2 separate regions of the Homo sapiens genome follow, and region 1 is linked to region 2. The links are chromatin loops, found by intact Hi-C in ENCODE. Cell type or tissue: psoas muscle. All regions are shown on one strand. Each heading gives the region's core, and the rest is flanking DNA. Links, peaks and the distances in the headings are about the cores only. Region 1 holds the start of LOC107985839 (a long non-coding RNA gene). Region 2 overlaps LOC105373390 (a long non-coding RNA gene).

The links. Hi-C counts contacts between places; a loop is a spot of excess contacts. Peaks named below come from ENCODE experiments on the same cell type or tissue, not always from the same donor. Only the 100,000 strongest peaks of a DNase experiment are listed, where the experiment ranks them.
Region 1: it touches region 2 in a loop (3-fold over the local background); 5 of 110 quality-filtered maps call a loop at or near these places.

Annotation. Positions count from the first base shown.
Region 1 is chr2:2,658,054-2,667,819 of GRCh38, forward strand. It overlaps LOC107985839 (a long non-coding RNA gene), which reads right to left and starts at 6,097. Exons shown (of 3, transcript XR_001739253.1): 1 at 5,040-6,097. RefSeq lists enhancers at 3,786-4,287, 6,640-7,332. In psoas muscle, for the core only: no CTCF peak of the experiment used is centred there; DNase peaks (open chromatin) are centred at 4,218 and 5,793; H3K27ac peaks cover 1,220 bases.
Region 2 is chr2:2,765,064-2,774,829 of GRCh38, forward strand. All of the region lies in intron 2 of LOC105373390 (a long non-coding RNA gene), which reads right to left. Among named protein-coding and RNA genes, the nearest start is that of LINC01250, 360 kb to the right of the region's middle. RefSeq lists an enhancer at 6,634-7,151. In psoas muscle, for the core only: a CTCF peak has its summit at 5,159; DNase peaks (open chromatin) are centred at 4,593 and 5,088; H3K4me3 peaks cover 445 bases; H3K27ac peaks cover 1,082 bases.

The sequences.
Region 1 (9,766 bases), core at 1,596-6,595, 110 kb before region 2:
GAAATACAACTCAGGGTCCACAGTCAGGCTGCAGAAATGTCATCTAATCTCCCAGTCACACTTGTTCAAAATCAGTTTCCTCATCTGTGCAGAGTAGGTAGTGATTGAACTAACTCCTTGTGTAGACTGTGGAATGGCAGGGGTTTTAAACAAAATTTTCTGAAGTGGGGATAATATTATTGAATTTCTTGTAGAATCATTATGAGATTGGCCATTTCAAAATAGATAGAATTAACAATCTTCATGTAAACAGGCTTGCACCAGAACAAAAAGCAAAACCAAAAATACAAAGACAGTGAGGATAAATAAAGCAGGCCAGATTAACAGCATCTAGTGTCTTCAAAATAGAGTGAGCAAGAGATGACCAGTCCTGCACTGCAGTAGTCAAATCTCACACTACTATAAAGAGCTACCTGAGACTGGGTAGTTTAGGAAGAAAAGAGGTTTAATCAATTCAGTTCCACAGTTTTTACAGGAAGCAAGGCTGGTAAGGCCTCAGGAAACTTACAATCATGGCAGAAGGTGAAAGGGAAGCAAGCACATATTCACAGAGCCAGCAGGAGAGAGAGGGAGAGAGTGAGACCACACACTTTCAAACAACCAGATCTCATGAGAGCTCATTCACTATCACAACAACAGCAAAGGGAATGTACACCTCCATGATCCAATCACCTTCATTTTATTCCATGGGGAATACAATTCAACATGAGACTTGGGTGGGGGCAGAGTCGAACCATATCATTCCACCTCTGGCCCCTCCCAAATCTCATGTCCTTCTCATATTTCAAAACACAATCATGCCTTCCCAACAGTCCCCTAAAGTCTTAACTCATTCCAGCATTAACTCAAATGTCCAAGTCCAAAGTCTCATCTGAAACGAGGCAAGTCCCTTCCACCTATGAGTCTGTAAAATCAAAAACAGGGTTACTTCCAAGTTACAGGCATTGGGTAAATTCTCCTATTCCAAATGGGATAAATTGGCCAAAACAAAGGGTCTACAGGCCCCATATATGTTCAACACCCAGCAGGGAAGTAATTAAATGTTAAAGCGCAAAGGTAATCTCCTTTGACTCCATGTCTCATATTCAGGCCACATTGATACAACGGGTGGTCTCCCAAGGCCTTGGACACCTCTGCCCTGTGTCTGTGTAGAGCTCAACTCCCATGGCTTCTCTCAAGGTTTGGCATTGAGTTTCTGTAGCTTTTACAGAGGCACAGTGCAAGCTGTCTGTGAATCTACCATTTTGGGGGCTGGAGGATGGTGGCCCTATTCTCACAGTTCCACTGGGCAGTGCCCCAGTGGAGACCCCTCACATTCCCCTAGTAGAGAACTCCACACTGCTCTAGTAGAGGTTCTCTATGAGGTCTCCACCCCTGAAACAGGCTTCTGCCTGGACATCCAGACATTTCCCTACATTCTCTGAAATCTAGGTGGGGGCTCCCAAGCCTCAACTCTTGCCCTCTGTACACCCACTGGCTTAATACCATGTGGAAGCCACCAAGGTTTCTTATGGCTTGCAACCTCTGGGGCAGTGGCCTGAGACATATCTGGGGTCCTTTTAACCATGGCTGGAGCTGTAGTGGCTGGGAAACAGGGTGTCATGTCCAAAAGCTGCACAGAGCAGTGGGGCCCTGGGCCCGGCCTGGTCCATAAAACCATTTTTCTCTCTTAGGTCTCCAGGGAGGCCTCCTGTGGTGGGAGGGGCTGCTGTGAAGGTCTCTGAAATGCCTTGGAAGTATTTTCCCCATCATCTTGGCTATTAACATTTGGATCTTTTTTACTTATGCAAATTTCTGAAGCTGGCTCAAATTCCTCCCACTGAAAATGGGTTTTTCTTTCCTACCACATGGCCAGGATGCAAATTTTTCAAACTTTTATGCTCTGCTTCCCTTTTAAATATAAATTTCAGTTTCAGGTAATTTTTTTTGCTCATGAATATGAGCACACCCTGTCAGAAGCAGCCAGGCCAAATATTGAACACATTGCTGCTTAGAACTTTCATTCACCAGATACCCTAAATCATGTCTCTTAAGTTCAAAGTTCCATAGATCCCTCAAGCAGGGGCACAATGCTGCCAGGCTCTTTGCTAAAGCATAGCAAGAGTGACCTTTACTCTAATTCTCAATAATTTCCTAATCTCCATCTGAGACCACCTCAGTCTGGACTACACTGTTCATATCATTATCAGCATTTGGGTCACAACCATTCAACAAGTCTCCAGGAAGTTCCAACCTTTCTTACATCTTCCTGTCTTCTGAGCCCTCTAAACTGTTCCAACCTCTGCCCATTAGCCATTTCCAAAGTCACTTCACATTTTCAGGTCTCTTTATAGCAATGCCCCAGTTCTCTTGAACCAATTTCCTGTATTAGTTTGTTCTCACACTGCTGTAAAGATATATCTGAGACTGGGTAATTTATAAAGAAAAGAGGTTTAATAGGCTCACGGTTCTGTGGGCTATGCAAGCTTCTGCTTCTGGGGAGGCCTCAGAAAACTTACAATCATGATGGAAGGTGAAAGGGGAGCAGGCAGGTCTTTACATGGTCAGAGGGAGAGAGAGAGAAAGAGAATGACAGAGGAAGTGCTACACACTTTTGCACAACCTGATCTCACGAGAACTCACTATCATGAGAACAGCAAGGGAGAAATCTGGCCCCATGATCTGATCATCTTTCACTAGGTCTCTCCCTCAACATTGGCGATTACAATTCAACATGAGATTTTGGTGGGGACACAGAACCACACCATCTCACACACATCTGGATCACAGAGGCGCAGTGCAGTATGTGCTGGAGACAAGAGCTAGGGGCACGGGAAAGTCAGCTCTGGAATCTCACCACGTTGCCTGGGAATCCATTGCTGGGATTGAGCTGTGGAAGCAGGAGGTGAAGGATATGCAGCAGGGGACCCCTGAGGGCAGCAGACCAAGCAGGGTCGGCCTTAGGAAGGATGGAACAGGAGACACACAGGAAAGTGAGTCCTGGACCAGGATAAGGTGGGCGTCACCCCCACAGCAGAGCCCGGGGAATGATGGCTCCAGCTTGCTATCAAGGCTGTGGGGAGGGACAGACAGCAGGTATGACATCACTCTCCAGACGTTCCTGGTGCAGGAGAGCTCAGGAACCCTTTACTTTATTGCTGGGTTACAAAGTAAACCCAGGCTTTACTTTGTTGCTGTCTTTGTCATTTGTTTATTTGTTTTAGCTCTGCCTTCCTGGTTTTCTTCCCAGAATCTCCATTCCTTATCCAAATTAACTCCCCTTTGGATAGAGTTTAGCCAGTGCTGTGTGCTGATTGTGTCCCCAAAGGGACACATCCAAGTGTTAACCTTGGTGCCTGTGAGTGCGACCTTGTTTGGAATAGGGCGTGTGCAGATGTCATCAAGGTAGGATTTCAGGTAGACCCTATGACCAGTCGCTGGCTTCTTGACGGAAGGGGTGAGGTCACAGAGCCTCATGCAGAGGGAGGACGGCCCGATGGCGATACAGGCAGAGACGGCAGTAATGCGGCCATGGACTGGAGAAGACCTGGAACCACCAGGAGCCAGAAGAGTCAAGGAGGGATTCTCCCCCAGAGATTGTGGAGGAAGCATGGCCCTGCCAACACCTGCATTTGGCTTCCAGCCCAGCACTGTGAGACAATAACTGTGTGTTGTTTGAAGCCACCACATGTGTGAATGTGTCACAGCAGCCCTAGGTAGACCAGGCAGCCAGGCGCTGCGGCTGGGTCCAGTGAGGGCACGCACTCTGCTGATTTTGGTTTTTTTTTTTCTTGAGGCGGAGTCTCGCTCTGTCACCCAGGCTGGAGTGCAGTGGCGTGATCTCGGCTCACTGCAAGCTCCGCCTCCTGGGTTCACGCCATTCTCCTGCCTCAGCCTCCTGAGTAGCTGGGACAACAGGCACGTGCCACCACACCCAGCTAATTTTTTGAATTTTTAGTAGAGATGGGGTTTCACCATGTTGGCCAGGATGGTCTCGATCTCCTGACCTCGTGATCCGCCCTCCTTGGCCTCCCAAAGTGCTGGGATTACAGGCTCTGCTGACATTTTGTTTTGCAGCCCTGCTGAGCTGGCTGCCCTGGGGCCCCTGCTTTCTAGCCTGAAGCTTCCTGAGCTAGTGTTTAGAGGAGACACTTTTAAACAACCAGATCTCATGACCCAGTGCTCACTGCCCAGAAGACTTGGTGCCAAGGCCTGGCCGAGAGGCTGCCTGGCCAGCTTTCAGATGAATCAGGAAGTGCAGGGCCCAGTAATGAGCCTCTCCTGAGTTGCCGGCAGGAGTCAAGGCAGACGAGGCAGCCCTTGTCATCCACACGAGCTCCCCAGGCAGCCCACGTCAGTCCCGGCAACTGAAATGGCTGCACAAGCTCTTGTTTATATTGCACCAAGCTCTGATTACCTCCCCAGTCCCCACCAGCACACACACACCTGCACATTACCCGCCTGTCCCTGGTGCTCGCAGCTTGTGCTGTCCCTGGAGCATTCACAACCAAGAGCCGCAGCTGTGTCTGCTCGTCCCAGCCTCCCAGCCTCAACAGCCACACAGACTTGCAGGGACAGGGCTGGCAGGTTAGGAGGCCACTCTCCACATAAGACAATTCCCTGTTTGTGCTGCAGGGCGGAGCCAGCTGTGGCGATGTCTGCTTTCCCGTGGGGGTTGCAGGCTTATAGGACACCTGCCCGCACTCTGGGGAAAGGTAGCTCATGGCCCCAGAAGGAATGTCCCAGGCAGTTGGGGACCCGCTCCTCCACGCCCATCCTCCCCTTGGTCCTGAGCTCCCAGGGTATCTGTCCTGATGACCCAGACCCCTGGGAGGCCCTGAGCCCTCACCTGCCCTAGCAGGGTACAAACCCTCTTCTCTGTGACTCATGTGAGCAGAAGCTGAGCAAACACAGGAGTCTCTCCTGCCAAAAACGAGAGCCGTGCATCCAACACAAGTCATCCAGTTCAACCACTTTCTAGCTGGGAGACGCAGGGCAAATAACATATCCTCTGTGAGTCTCAGTCTTTCTGTTTTAGAAACGAGGAGTATGATTCTTACCTTAGAGAGTTACTGCGAGAATGAAATCAGATGCACTGCACCAAGCGTCCAGTGCAGTGCTCTCGGCGAGTGAGCCCTCTGAAGGTGCAGTTCCTCCACTCGCCAACCTTTCCAGTAAACAATACACACTGCTTACCATTTATTTCTGAGGATTTTTCCTGGCAAATTATTTCACACTGGGAAGCACAACTATTTCAATGCACCTAGAGTCTTCAAAAAAGTACAAAAGTGAGCCAAAAAAAGTCACCTTAGTTCTGTCTCAGCAAACGTCAAAACTTCATTGGTCTCTCAAGCCCCTGTTCTGCCTAAGAGTTCTTGCATGTAAGATGGGGCACTTCTGCGGGACCTCAGGGGCTGAGAAGGCAGCCACACACGCCTGAGGACCCCCTCCCCTCGGAGTGGCGTCTGTGTGGTAAGGGTCTTGCCGGGTTGCCGAGAGTCATGGGGAGGGAAGTCAGGTGTAGTGCCCACCTCCGGCATCTGCCAGTGTCTACCTTTTGGTTACTGGCCTCTGAGCCTCTGCCCCTCAGCAGGTTGGGGGTTGTACATCGCCACTGACAGGTAGATCGACGAAAGTCCCGCTGTCCTCATGATCTCGGCCACCGTACCTGGCCACATCCACCGTGCACCCTCTCCCAGAGCCGCTGTGCACCATGGGCAGCCCCCTCCTTTTCCAAGCAGCTGCCCGGAGTCCTGTACCTCCCTGTGGGGCCGGGAGACGAAGGCTGTACTTGGGAATCACTGCACTTATGACTCAGTCGGGCATTGACTGTGTGCCTGGAGAAGGTCCCGGGACTCCTGCTCAGGGAGGGAGCACTTTTCACCCCAGCTCCCAGTAAAGGTCAGTGTGAGTGTGTGGGTGTCCCACGTCCTCCCTGTGTGGGAGTGTGTGAGGGCGTCACACAGGACACACACGCAGAGACAAGGAATACACTCACACACACTCACACACAGAGAGGACACGGGATACACTCTCCATACTCAGACACACACAGGGCATGGGACACTCACACACACGCACGGAGAAGACACAGGACCCTCTCACATTCACACGTGCAGACAGGACACCCCCCCACACACACAGAAAAGGACATGGGACTCTCACACACAGAGAGGACACAGGACACACACACACGCAGACAGTACACCCTCAGACACACAGAGAGGACATGGGACCGTCTCACACACCGAGAGGACACAAAACACTCTCACACACACAGAGAGGACACAGCACCCTCTCACACTCGTAGACATGACACTCTCAGACACAAACAGAGAGGACATGGGACACTCACACATGCAGAGAGGACACGGGACACACACACGCAGAGAGGACATGGGACACTCACACTCACACACAGAGAGGACATGGGACACTCTCCATACTGAGACACACCCAGAGGGCATGGGACACACTCTCATATGCTCACACACACAGGCTATACACTGACATTTTTCCACGCACATGAAGAGGACCCCCTCTCACACACACATACACTGAAGACATGGGACACATTCTCACACACAGAACACAGGAGGCACTCATGTACTCACACATAGTCACACACTCACACAGAAGACACAGGACACACTCACATACACACAGATACAGACAGCACACACACAGGACGTGGGACTCGCTCTCACACACACACATGCACACAGAAAATACGGGGCACAGTCACAGACTCACGCATGGGGGACACACTCATATACTCACACAGACAGCACACAGTCACACACACCTAGTAGCACACATACACTTTGCACACATCTGTACACACACCCCACACGTGTGCACACACCCCACACGAGCACATCCCCCCACGCGTGCACACACACACATATGCACGCACCCCGCACACCTGCACACTCACTCTCATCTCTACTTCTCTGAAGCCATCACCCGGGCAGGTCCACCTGAGGCTGCCTTTCTCTCCATAAGAGGATTTCCTGGCTTCCACCTCTCAGTCCCCACTGCCGTGCTGTCCAGTGTGAGTGGCTGCCTCTGGCCCTGCTAGGGCCGTCGTCTGCTCTCTGGGTCACAGGCTGCCTGGTCCACCGGCTGCACCCCTATAAGTTCTCGTGAGACCTGCAGAGCCCTGGGCCCTGGCCTGCCCATGCCCACCCACCGGGGAGCTCCTTGGCTCAGGCTCACAGGTTCCAAGGCCTCCGAGTTACTCGGGCTGTGCACAGGCCGCCAGCTCACTCACACAGACAGAGGCCCTCGCTGACTCACACAGTGGCCGCCAGCTCACACACAGACAGAAGCCCTCGCTCACTCACACAGAGGCCGCCAGCTCACTTACACAGACAGAGGCCCCCAGCTCATTCATGCAGACGGAGGCCACTGGCTCACTCACATGGACGGAGACCGCCAGCTCACTCACAGAGACAGAAGCCGCTGACTCACACAGGCAAAGGTCCCTGGCTCACCACACAGACGGAGGCCCCCGGCTGACTCACAGATGGAGGACACGGGGCTCCTGGGTTTCCCTCCTGCCGACAGCTGGAGCGACCGGGGCAGGCCTCACCTTCGTGGGAAGGGGAGTCAGGTGCCCTTCCACAGCAGGGGGTCTAGACACAGCCCTGCCTCACGGAACCCAGCCCCGGCTCACCTCCTTCCCCAAGGCCTCACTGTGCCCAGCCCCATACCCAGCACACGCAGGCCCTCAAGGACACTCTACTCTCAGGGACATGTGCCCTATGCACCAGGCCAGCTTGGCCACACCCAACCCTTCTTTCACTGTCCAGGCCCAATGAGGCCTTCTCCTCGAGTCCTCCTGGACTCCCGGGAGGTGCCAGGTTCCCTCTGCATCCCGACTGCTGGCTGCCACTCCCCTCACCTCGCTACTGAATGCACTCATTTTCCTGGGCTCATGGCTACCACGCTGAAGTCGGCCCCTTCGTCGGTCTTCCTGCTGCACCCTTCCTCTCCACACCATGCTCTCCATTCCGGGATCTCACACGTGCATTTGATAAGTTACAAGTGCTTGTTGAGAAATGCCGGTGTCCTGTCCCATCTCCATGAAAGCCGAGGTGGGCCCCTGGGTGCCTGCACGCAGAAGACCCTCTAAATCCTTACAGAACAGGTTACTCTCTGCATTCCCAGAATGGAGCAGTGCCTGGGATAGAGCAAGGGCCTCAAACGTGCCTGTCCACTGAAACTGGAACTGGTGAAGCTCCCAATTTAACAGCATGTAGATACCATGCATAGCAGTACCGAGGTGTTAGAGTTCTGTGTATGTGCTCCATTTCACTTACTTTCTCCATTTTTCCCCGCATTGATTTGCCTCAAATGGTGAAAACATCATTGCATATTTTAGACAGAGCAAAGCCACAAAGAGGTTCCTATTACTTAAAACCTATTATTAACACCAAGCGCTCCCCAAAGCCAGGTGTAGGATATATTTATACCACATTTAACTGTTTGAATTTCAATTTCAAATGGATAACACATGGACTGAGCAATCATGCAAAGGCATTCCTCTTCCTGGGCATGGGGACGAGGCTGTTTGTTGTTTGTTTGTTTGTTTTGAGACAGAGTCCCGCCCTATTGCCCAGGCTGGAGTACAGTGCTGTGATCTCAGCTCACTGCAACCTCCGCCTCCAGGATTCAAGCAATTTTCATGCCTCAGCCGCCCGAGTAGCTGGGATTACAGGCATGTAACACCACACCCAGCTAATTTTTGTATTTTTTAATAGAGACAGGGTTTCGCCATGTTGGCCAGGCTGGTCTGGAACTCCTGACCTCAAGTGATCTGCCTGCCTCGGCCTCCCAAAGTGCTGGGATTACAGGTGTGAGCCACCGTGCCCGGCCATGCTGCTGTCTTTGTAGAGAAAGCTTCAGTCCCATGCCAGACCTAGAGGGCCACAGCCTCTGTCCTGAACTTGGCCACTTCAGCTCACTCTTTGACTTTTGTAATAGCCCTTAAGTGACTTCACTGATCCCCACCTGTGGCAGTGAAAGCTGAATGTACACTATGCACTGTGCTGAGCAGTTACTACTATCTGAAGGCTACCTGGAAACACATGCGAAGCTTTGAGGGGTCTTTGCCCATAAACCCCGACACCTTCCAGCAAGGGTCCTCTTCCGGACGGCAGTGGGTTGCCTTGAGACTCAAGTTCACAACCAGGCTAGGAGATGAGGACTCCCAAGCTCTCCATTCAGAACCTCCAGATGGGACAGGAGCCCAGACCTGCATTCTGCAGGCCCATGCTGAGGTTTATTGTCAAATGCAAGGGAGGGTCGGTTACGGGTTCCCCAGGTGATATGGAGGGCACCAGTCACAGTGACCACCTGTCAAATGGAGGTGATGATTTAATGCAGCAGACGTGTTGTGGAAACGCAGAGATCTCCGATACACATTCCTGGCTAGCAGTAGCTGCTCAAGAAACATCACTCCCCATTTTGTAACACTGCAGCCTATGTGCAGGGAGATAACTGTTCCATGGGAAACAGCAGCCCTGGAGGAAAAGGACTCGCGTTTGAAATGTGGTTGACATCTCCCAGGTGATACAGCTTAATCTCTCTGAACCTCGGATGTCTTATCTGTAAATAGTGAAGACAAGTGCCTCACAGGGCTGCTGTCACGATTAACCATGAGGTGCTGCACAGCAGAATTCCTGTCAGCGCCCAGTTCTTTTCCTGCACAGAGAGCTCAGGTGCACATTGACCTGGTGCAGGACATCAGTCTCGGCTCTTCCAGGTTGGATGCCAGCCTCAG
Region 2 (9,766 bases), core at 2,177-7,176:
GGGCCGCTGGTGATAACCACACGAAGACATCCTCCCCGACATTCCTGTGGCCAAAGAGAAACGTAGAGGACAGAGCCTACTCCCAGGGTGACTCTGTGGCACTCAGGCACGTAGGACACAGGGAGAGAGAGGCTGGAACGTCCCTAGCAGAGGCCTGAGTTGGAGGTGACACCTGCACAGTCCTTCACACAAGCACCTTGCTGCTTCTGACAAGCCCGTGCCCCTCCACACACAGGGAACCCAGGTCAAACCTGCTAACGCGATACCACGTCCCATCCCAAGAGGCACTTCGGACCCTGCAAGGCTGCCAGGCAGCCCCAGCTGCCCCCCACGGTGCAGGCTGAGCCAGGCAGTCCTCTCCCTGATGGCCAGCTAGGGGTGGTTCCATGGTGGCCTGGTTCCCAGGCTGCCTCCGCTCCTCTCCTAGGGGACACTGCTGCCCTCTTCTCCCCACAGATACAGGAGGGGCCTATAGAGGGGCTGCCTGGGAGGGTCCCAAAGGCTTCCCTGGAGAACAAGCGCCTGTCACAGAAAGGAGCCACAGCAGGTGGGGAGGGCGGAACAATGAGCTTGCTCCCATGGGGTCCTGGGAGCTGTGCCGAAGACCCCGCAGGTGGCCAGGCCTGGGCAGCAGCTGCCATGGGCACCGGGCATGACCTTCCCTGGAGGGAACCTCGGTGGGCGCAGCTCCAGCTCCCCAAGTCTAATGGACGTCTGCACAGCCCGCCTTGAATTCCTGAGACCCCTCACACCTAAGGCATCTGGATCAAATTTCTCCACATCTCTCCAGTCTTGCCATCCCACTAAGGGACACCCCACCTCACCAGGTTCTCAGGTCAGAACTGGAGGGCAGCCCCTGTCCCCTCCTTCCCCATACCCGTGAGTCCCAGGAACTGCGAGAAGATTAGATCCCGTGAGGGAGGTCTCCCCAGTCTGCAGCTGCCCCGTGGGTGTTGTGAGCTGGCCCCGAAGCGCCACGGAGTCCCTCAGTCAATTCCTGGCATGTGAGCAGGAAAAGGGAGCACAGAGGAGGAGATGCGGGGGAGCCATTGCAAGGGCAGCCTCTAAAGCCTTTCTCGGTTGGAGTCCCTGATGTCACGATGAGTCGCTGGTGCCATTGGATAACAAGAGTTCCACGCTCAAGGACCGCCCCTCCAGGCCTGGTGGAATCAGCAGTCACGGCTGACTGCCCTGCGCAGTGAAGGGTGGGACCCACTGCCCAGCCACCCAGCATGGAGTGGGGCACTCTGCACACCTCCCGGCAACCTCCGGATGGTGTCACCACATGGCTGGCCCACTGCCACCAGGCCCTGCCCTTTGAGGACTCAGTAGCTTCTAGGGTTCAGTGTTGCTCAAACTTCAGGCGTGGCGGAAGTGCTCTCACAGCACCGTTAGGAAGCGGCCGCAATCATCTTAAGGCATGAGAGTGTCTGATGCTCCTGTGAGGAGACTCCTGAGTGCACACCGCCCCTTCCCCTCGCGACTGGATGCTCCCAGCTCCTCCCGGGCCTCCTGCTGAGTGGAGCTGCAACCCAAACCCAGATTCTTCTAGGAAGAAAATGATGTGATCCGTTGTTCTTGAGCTGCCATTTTCACTGTGTCCAGCCTATCTCACACTGTCCTTCCTCACCCACCGCACGGCAGCCCTGGAGATGTATCAGTGCTGGAGATGTATCAGTGATGGTTTCAACGAACTTCTTGAATTCCTTCCTCCAAATGGTCTTTTTTTCTAAGAAAGCCAGGGTGGTGCAGAGGAGGCAGTGTTTCCTCGCTGACATGTTGGCAGGACAGGAAGGGCTCATTGACTTAAAATACTTCCCATCTGGGAGCAAAAATCCACCCATAGCAAGCCCTCCGTTGAATTAAGGTTTTTGTTTTTCCTCCAAACCACTCCTTTACCAGTAAGAATAGGCCAGGGCAGCACAGGACGTATGGATCCCGCCTGCAGCCACCATGGTGGAGGCAGCCTGAGAAGAGAATGGGTCCCAGCGGGCCCTGCACATCCCAGATGGGCACCCCCCCACACCCCTGCTTACCCCCTGGGTGGACCCACTGCACTGCTGCTGAATTGCGGCCTCACTGCATGCAGCTCCCCAGTGTTTCAGCTTCACAGCTCCATGCTGCGTTCTGAGCTCCCTGCAGGGAGGGACCTGGTTTCCCTCACAACTCCTCCCCCCGACCCTGTTTCCCTCCATTCTGATTAAGGACAAGGGATCCCCATGCAGCCTGGACACCAGGACCAGCAGAAACCTGTGAGCGCCCAGGTCCTGTTGCCATGTCTGTGTGACCTGTGCTAATAAAGAGCAACTTGTGATCGGTGCCCCTTGGGATACCCACGGGATGCCCCACGCCCTCAGGGAGGCCACAGACCCTGCGGGGGTTCCTAAGCTCCGATGTCCAAGTGCTGACCAAGCCCAGCTCCTCTCCTGGGCTCCTCCTAGGCCCTCCTCCGGGAATGTCATTCCATCTCCTGCAGGGCCCAGGCCTCCCCTGGGCCAGGCTCCCACTCGACACCAGCCCCTGCTCCCCAAGACAGACCCCTAGACTGCACGGTCTCACCAGATGAGGTTTCTCGTTGGAACCCTGGGGTCCGGCTCTGCTGCTGCTGAGGCACCGTGCTTCTTCCTGGACCCTCAGGCAGAGGACAGTTCCCTGGTTGATGGCTTAGCTGCATACAGGACCTGATGCAAGTCCACTCTTGCTCTGAGCCTCAGTTTCCCCATGGGGGTGAGCACTGCTCTAGCAGGAATCAGGTGAGGACTAAAAGGGAAATGAGGAGCGCAGGACACTGTCCCTGGGCTGTGGGAGTATTGGATTCCTTGGCCTCGTGACCTGCCTGGCCAGGTCTCCCGGGAGCTCCAGCATCCAGACTCACCCCTGCAAGTCCCACACCAGTCCCACCACCCATGCCAGGCTGTCCATGAGGTGAGGCCCCACTTGCCAGGATGTGGCCCTCTCCGGCCTCCAGCAGGCTCTGCCTGGCTCACTCTGTGCCCTCCGCCCCTCCTCACCTGTGCCTGTCCTGCCAGCCCTGCCCGGTGGGTTCGTCCAGGCTGCTCTGCAGCCCAGGCTGTGTGTCTCTTCTTTTGGCTGCTTGGGGTCTGGCCCCCTCCCCTAGAAGCCGTTCTTTTCTCCATCCCTCTCCTCCCAGCGTCCTTCACCCCCATGCTGGATGGACACCTCCACTACAAGATGGTCCTGGATGCAGGCATCACCTGCCCACGCCTCTGTCTTCTCCTCCCTCAGTGCCACCTCTGCAGGGCATATGACTCCTCCTCTCGAGGGCTCTGAGCTCCCTACACCATATGACAGGAGAACCGTGATAAGCAGATGTTTGCGGAGTGGATGAATGGGAAAAATATTGTAATGGTGGAAACTTCCAATCTCTGGGAAGGGTGATGGGGTGGTATATTGGGTTTATTACAATCTTACCACATAGGCAGGTGACATTAAAGCCAATATGGAGGGCTGACCCTGGGGTCCTGGGCCTCCTCCAGATCCACATGTGGGAGGATTGGGAGGCACCCGTCTGTCCCAAGCAGGGTTCCCAGGTGTGGCTGCACATGGCATCACCAGGACAGCGTTACCCATGACCTTGCTGGGTGCTGCCACGACGCCCCCAAGGGCTCAGGACTGACTGTCACCTGGACAAGGGGACTGGGAGCTCTGCAGGGCCCAACACACAGTCAGACTCAAGAGCTACTGCCCCAAGGTGACCTCACCCAGGGTGTTCCCTGGCCATGACAGCAGACCCTGCGCTCCTCCCTTGGGGTCAGTGCTTCCTCCAGGTACCCCTCCCCGTCTAGGCCCCCTTTCCCTCCAGGTCCCTCCCCACCTCCAGAACCTCCCTCCCCTCCACACCTCCCCTCTCATTCCAGGCCCTTTTCCCTCCAGGTCCCTTCCCAACTTCAGAAAATTCCTTCCCTCCACACCTCCCCTCCCCCTCCAGGTCCCTTTCCCTCCAGGTCCCTCCCCACCTCCAGAACCTCCCTCCCCTCCACACCTTCCCTCCCCTCCAGGCCCCTTTCTTCCAGGTCCCTCCCCACCTCCAGAACCTCCCTCCCCTCCACACCTCCCCCTCTATCCAGGCCCCTTTCCCTCCAGGTCCCTCCCCACCTCCAGAACCTCCCTCCCCTCCACACCTCTCCCCCCATCCAGGCCCCTTTCCCTCCAGGTACCTCCCCACCTCCAGAACACCCCTCCCCTACAGTTCTCCTCTCTCCATCCAGGTCCCCTTTCTCTCCAGGTCCCCCTCCAGTTATGTCCCCCATCCTCCTATACTCCCCTCCCCTATTTACACTATCCCTACGCCTCCTTCCTCCTAGTCCCTCAGCTCCTAAGCCCCCTCTATATGCAGAGAAACCCCTACCTCGACTCACTGCCCCCACCACCATGGGAAAGAAGCTGGAAAAATGGCTGTAGTCAGGGGCCATGCAGAGCTGGAGGGAACACCAAGCGTGAGCCTGCAGGCCGATGGCGAGCGGTCAGGGTGGCAAGGAGGGTGACGGCATCCTTTCAGCCTGGCTTCTGCCTCCACCCCTCAGGGCACCCCAGTTTCTCAGATCCGCTCTGACAATGAATCCGCGCCTTCCGGTCTTGGCTCCCAGCCAGGTCCATGACACTGGGAATACAGCGCTCTAATTAACGGCCCTCATTAATCAGGGCTCAAACCGGGCAGAACTCAGATCCGGCCCGGAGGGGAGATGAGTGCTGGCCGCCCCAACAAAGGCCAGTTTCTGTCTCCGCCAAGCATCCCCGCTGAGCACGGAACCCTGGGCCGGCGAGACCTGGGACCTGATCGGAAGGCACAGGAGACACAGACCCAGGCCTGGGAGAAGCCGTGGAACCAGCACTCTAGGAAGGCTGGAAGGCTGCAGAACATCATTATTTTCTGTGTGCTTCATTGCCCAGAACCTCTCAGCAGTGATCCCACAGCCAACAGAATAAAACCCATGCTCCCAGCTAAATATGGAAAGCCTTGTGATCTGACCCAGGGTAACCCAAGCCCTCCTCCCATCCCTGGCAGCTCCACAAACTGTCTGGTGACAAGCCCAGATAGGCACTCTTGCCTGCCTGTGGGCGTCTAGTGATGCGCCTACAAGGCCAGCTGCACCTCCCCATGCCGGCCACATGTGACCCAGCCAGACCCGGTCATTCCAGAGGACACCACCCTGTGGCCGCTGCTCTAGCAAGGGCAGTGGCTCTGGGCACAGGCTGCCCGGCAGGTCTTCCCTCCTCTGCCCAGGTCAGGTACAGATTTTGTAGATTCAACCTTGTCCTTTGGAATTTGACTTCAGCCAGGCACAGAGGCATCCCCTGCTCCATGCAGCTCTGCACTGGGCCTCTGGCTCATGGGCCCTCCTCACCAGCACCCACTCCCCGCCCCGATCCTCACTGCACAGCACCCATGCGCCCTCCGATGCTCTGCTAGGCCAAGGCTTCTTTGTGCTCCTGGCGTCTGAGCACTTTCTCCATGGACTTGCACAGCAATGTATTAGAGCATCAGTATAGTGCATCTCACAGTCTGCCAGTTACTATTGTTATTCAAAACAATCCTTTATCTCTCCCAGATTTTAACTACCTTGAAGACAGGGCTTTAATGAGTCCCACTCATTCCACCAGTGTTCAGCACCATCTCCATAACAAACAGATACAGGTAAAATGTATCAGAAATGTCCTTATTTTTAAATAAGAAGTCAAGGATTGGATTTAGGACTACAGGACCCCATGCTCTGACTTATTTTTAGATTTTAGAAGAAAGGAGACACTTTTTTTTTTTTTTTTTTTTTTTTGAGACAGAGTCTCTTCTGTTACCCAGGCTGGAGATTCTCCTGCCTCAGCCTGAGACTACAGGCGTGCGCCACCACACCCAGCTAATTTTGTATTTTTAGTAAAGGCAGGGTTTCACCATGTTGCACAGGCTGGTCTTGAACTCCTGACCTCAAGTGATCCACTGGTCTCGGCCTCCTAAAATGCTGAGATTCTAGGTGTGAGCCACTGCACCTGGCCACACTTTTCAAGATAATTCGCCCTCACCTTAGCATCTGAATGCATCCATAACAGGTAAATCTTATAGGTAACCAAAGATATGACAGAATTATCCTTTTGACTTTGTTATCTTACAGATCATTTTCAAAGGCATGGTGATTGTTCCAAGCCAGCACAGCCAGGACATCTGTTGACAAAGGCACCTGACGTGGGGTGGAGCCCCTGTTCCAAAGGTCCCAGGCCTTGGGTGAAGCAGACAGTGGGATTCATTCAGCTCCCAAGGTTGCCACTGGGACAAAATTAATTTGGGCCTCAATATTAATTCATGCTCATCTGATGTATCTCTTTCTCCTACAAGCAGAGCACAGCCTACCATGCAGGGCAGTGAAGCCGCCCCTTATTTCCAGATGACGGGGCACTCGCTCTATCTCCAGCGGACATGGATTTACCCAACAGCATCAGCTGAACCTGCACTGAGCATAACAAAATGCAGGTAGCACGCAGCTCTTCACAGGATGGTTTCAACTGTGGAATCATGGAAAAGCATGAAACGTGCAGTCAGCTATCCATGTTGAGTCCTGGCTCCATCATTTGATTAGTTGAAAGACCTTGGTGGAAACTGAATCTCTTTGAATCTCACTTTCCCTATCTGTAAATTGGATTTAAAGACACCCATCCTACTTATGCCAGACTTGCCTCAAATGTCAAGATGACAATAGAGAAAGCGCAAAGAAGCCTCCCTCTGCAGTAAAGAGAAAATATCTACCCAAAGACCAGGCAGCATGTCACGGGTTCTCGGGAATGCCAGTCTCTTCTCCCACCTCATTCCCATGGAAACCTGTGTGAGGCTGGTTGCAGGCGGGAAAAGGACGACAGTGGAGCCTCAGACCTGGCAGAGTCCCTGGGTGAACGCAGGGCTGGGAAGATGTAAGAAGCCAGTTACCTCCAGAAGGCACGGCTCCTGGTAGGCTGACTGCTAAACTGGAAACAAGACTTCTGTGGGCAGAAGGGACAACTGGGAACCAAGAGAGCAGCATCCCGAGTCACAGAAAGAAACAAAGGAGTTGCAGGCACAGCGAGGACCAAGCAGGCGTCTTCTGGACGGTGCCAGCCCTGCCTCTGCCATAGCCCTGCCCACAACAAGCGTCCCCGCCCCTGGCAAGTATCCCTTCTCCACGGCAAGTGTCCCCACCCTACGCCATCTCACCGGAGCCAGATGACTCCCAGCAAAGGCTGCAGCGATGGGAGAGTCCAGGTACTGCACCTGCCATCATTAGTCTCTGCTTCCACGAGATGGTCCAGGAGGCCTCCCCTCCATGCCTATTTTTATGCTAATTCCAGGGTAATTGGCTTATGGTTGTCCCCACATCAAAAACAAAAACACCCTGGGCTGTCGATCACCTTTCGGTCTACTCTAAGCTCTGGGGCTACTACTTCTTTAATTGGGAAGAATGGGCGTTTTGCTTTTTTTTTTTTTTTAAGCTCCAAATGGTTGTTTTCATCCCCCAATCACTGGCTCAGGTATTCTCTAAACTTTATTTGCTGCCTCCAGCCAAACTTAGACCAGGGCTCTGAGTCAGAAATCTAGTCGACAATCTCTGTTTCCTTTATCCTGGCCCTCCTGTGACACAATAGAAATATATTTGGTCTTCGTCCCTGGTTCCTGGCATGGCGCTCTTAAGCGCTTTGAATTTTCTGAATGGTAGGAGTGACTTTGGTTATTCACAGAGAACCCCCTCTAACATACATGAGTTTAGGCTAATGTGGTGACGCACTGTGAGGGGGCCTTGGAGGGCTTCAGGAAGGGGGCTGATCACCAGACGAACAAGCATGTGCCCCTGATTAGAGGGTTAGAACTTTCACCCCAGCCCCATCCTCCCTGAAGGGAAGAAACACTACAGGTTGAGCTCAATCACCAACGGCCGATGATTGAATCCACCGTGTCTCAGCAATGAAACTCCATCTAAAAATACCGAAACAAGGAGGCTTGAGGGGCTTCTGGGTTGTTGAATGCAGGCAGACGCAGGGGCATTGAATTAGTCTGTTTTCACACTGCTGATAAAGACATACCTGAGACTGGGTAATTTATAAAGAAAACGAGGTTTAACGGACTCACAGTTCCACGTGGCTGGGGAGGCCTCATAATCATAACAGAAGGCAAAAGGCACGTCTACATGGTGGCAGCAACAGAGGATGAGAGCCAAGTGAAAGGGATTTCCCCTTATAAAACCATCAGGTCTCGCGAGACTTATTCACTACCATGAGAACAGTATGGGGAAAACCGCCCCCGTGACTCAACTATCTCCAGCTGGGTCCCTCCCACAACACGTGGGAATTACGGGAGCTACAATTCAAGATGAGATTTGGGTGGGGACACAGCCAGACCATATCAGAGGTGGAGCACCCAGTGAGGGCACGGAGCTCCTGCCCCCTCCCCAGACCTTGCCTCATGTGCTTCTCATCTGGCCATTCATTCCTGTCCTTTTGAATAAACCAGTAATCGTAAGCATAAAGCTTTCCTGAGTTCTGTGGCTTGCTCTCGAAAATTATCAAACTTGAGGAGGGTCGTAGGAATCCTCAAATATACAGCTGCTTGATCAGAAGTGCAGGTGGTCCCCAGGACTTGGAGCTGGCATCTGGAGTGAGAGCATTCTTGTGTGTCTGAGCCCCTAAGCCCGTGGGTTCAGCATTAACTCCAAGTGGTTAGCCTCAGAATTCACTGAATCACTGGACACGTGACTGGCATCAGAGCATCACTGCTGGAAAATGGGCCTCCACATCTGCTTCAGAGCCATGCCTCACCCACCCAGCCATTAGCACCTCCCCAGCGCCACCCAGGAAAGGCGCTCCTCATCCTCCTGCTAAGGGAGCGCCACACCACGCCACTGCCCTACTGGACTTACCCACATTCCTCTGCTTACAACAGCTTAGTGAGTCCCCATTACCTGAAACATGACGGTCAGAAAAACACTCTTTATAATTAACTGTGGGGCAGATTTTGCTGCTCTCACCCGGGGAGAATACAAGTGGAATGCTTTGTCACTTGACTGAGCAGGTCTCAGCTACCATAGGCTGTCTGGGGAAATGGAGGCTTCCATTCCACTCCCCATGCATGGCCAAACCACTGAAACCTTCCAGAAAGGCTCAAGTCACCATATGCTGAGATTTCCCATGATAAAATCCAAACCACGCATATTGCATACGTGTGCAGGGGGAAATGGCATGGAAAACCTTTGGAGAACGTGCCCTGAGCCTGCCTGCCTTGCCCCAGTGCATCCCAGCCTGGCAGGACGAGGGGAACGCATTGCTGAAATCATCCATCCTTCTCAAAGCTTGCTTTGGTTTCCCTTTTATTGTTCTTTGATGTCTTAAAAACAAGAACGAAAAAGACATCTCAAATGGAGAGGATCAGTTTCTCTTTTTTACTATAACCCTTACTGCTTCACATTGGACTAATATAGCCAAAATTAAAGCTGCATCTAAGCCTTTTATGACCTTGGGGTACATGACAGCACCAAAATTTGGCGACATTCTGGAAAGAACAATTCAAGTTGTTTTCCCCCAACACTTTGGCATTCCTCCAAGACATGATAAGGTGGATGGGGCTGGGGTGGTCAACCTTGCCCAGAAGTCCCCTGTGCTCGGGCTCTGGCCCCTGTCCAGCCTTGGTTCTCAGCTCCCTTGCCTTGGTCCCCTGGGACTCCTTCCCTGGCCATTCAGGCAGAGCTCATCCCAGCCTCTATGCCCCTCTGCTCTTCCTTGTGTTATATATTTAGGC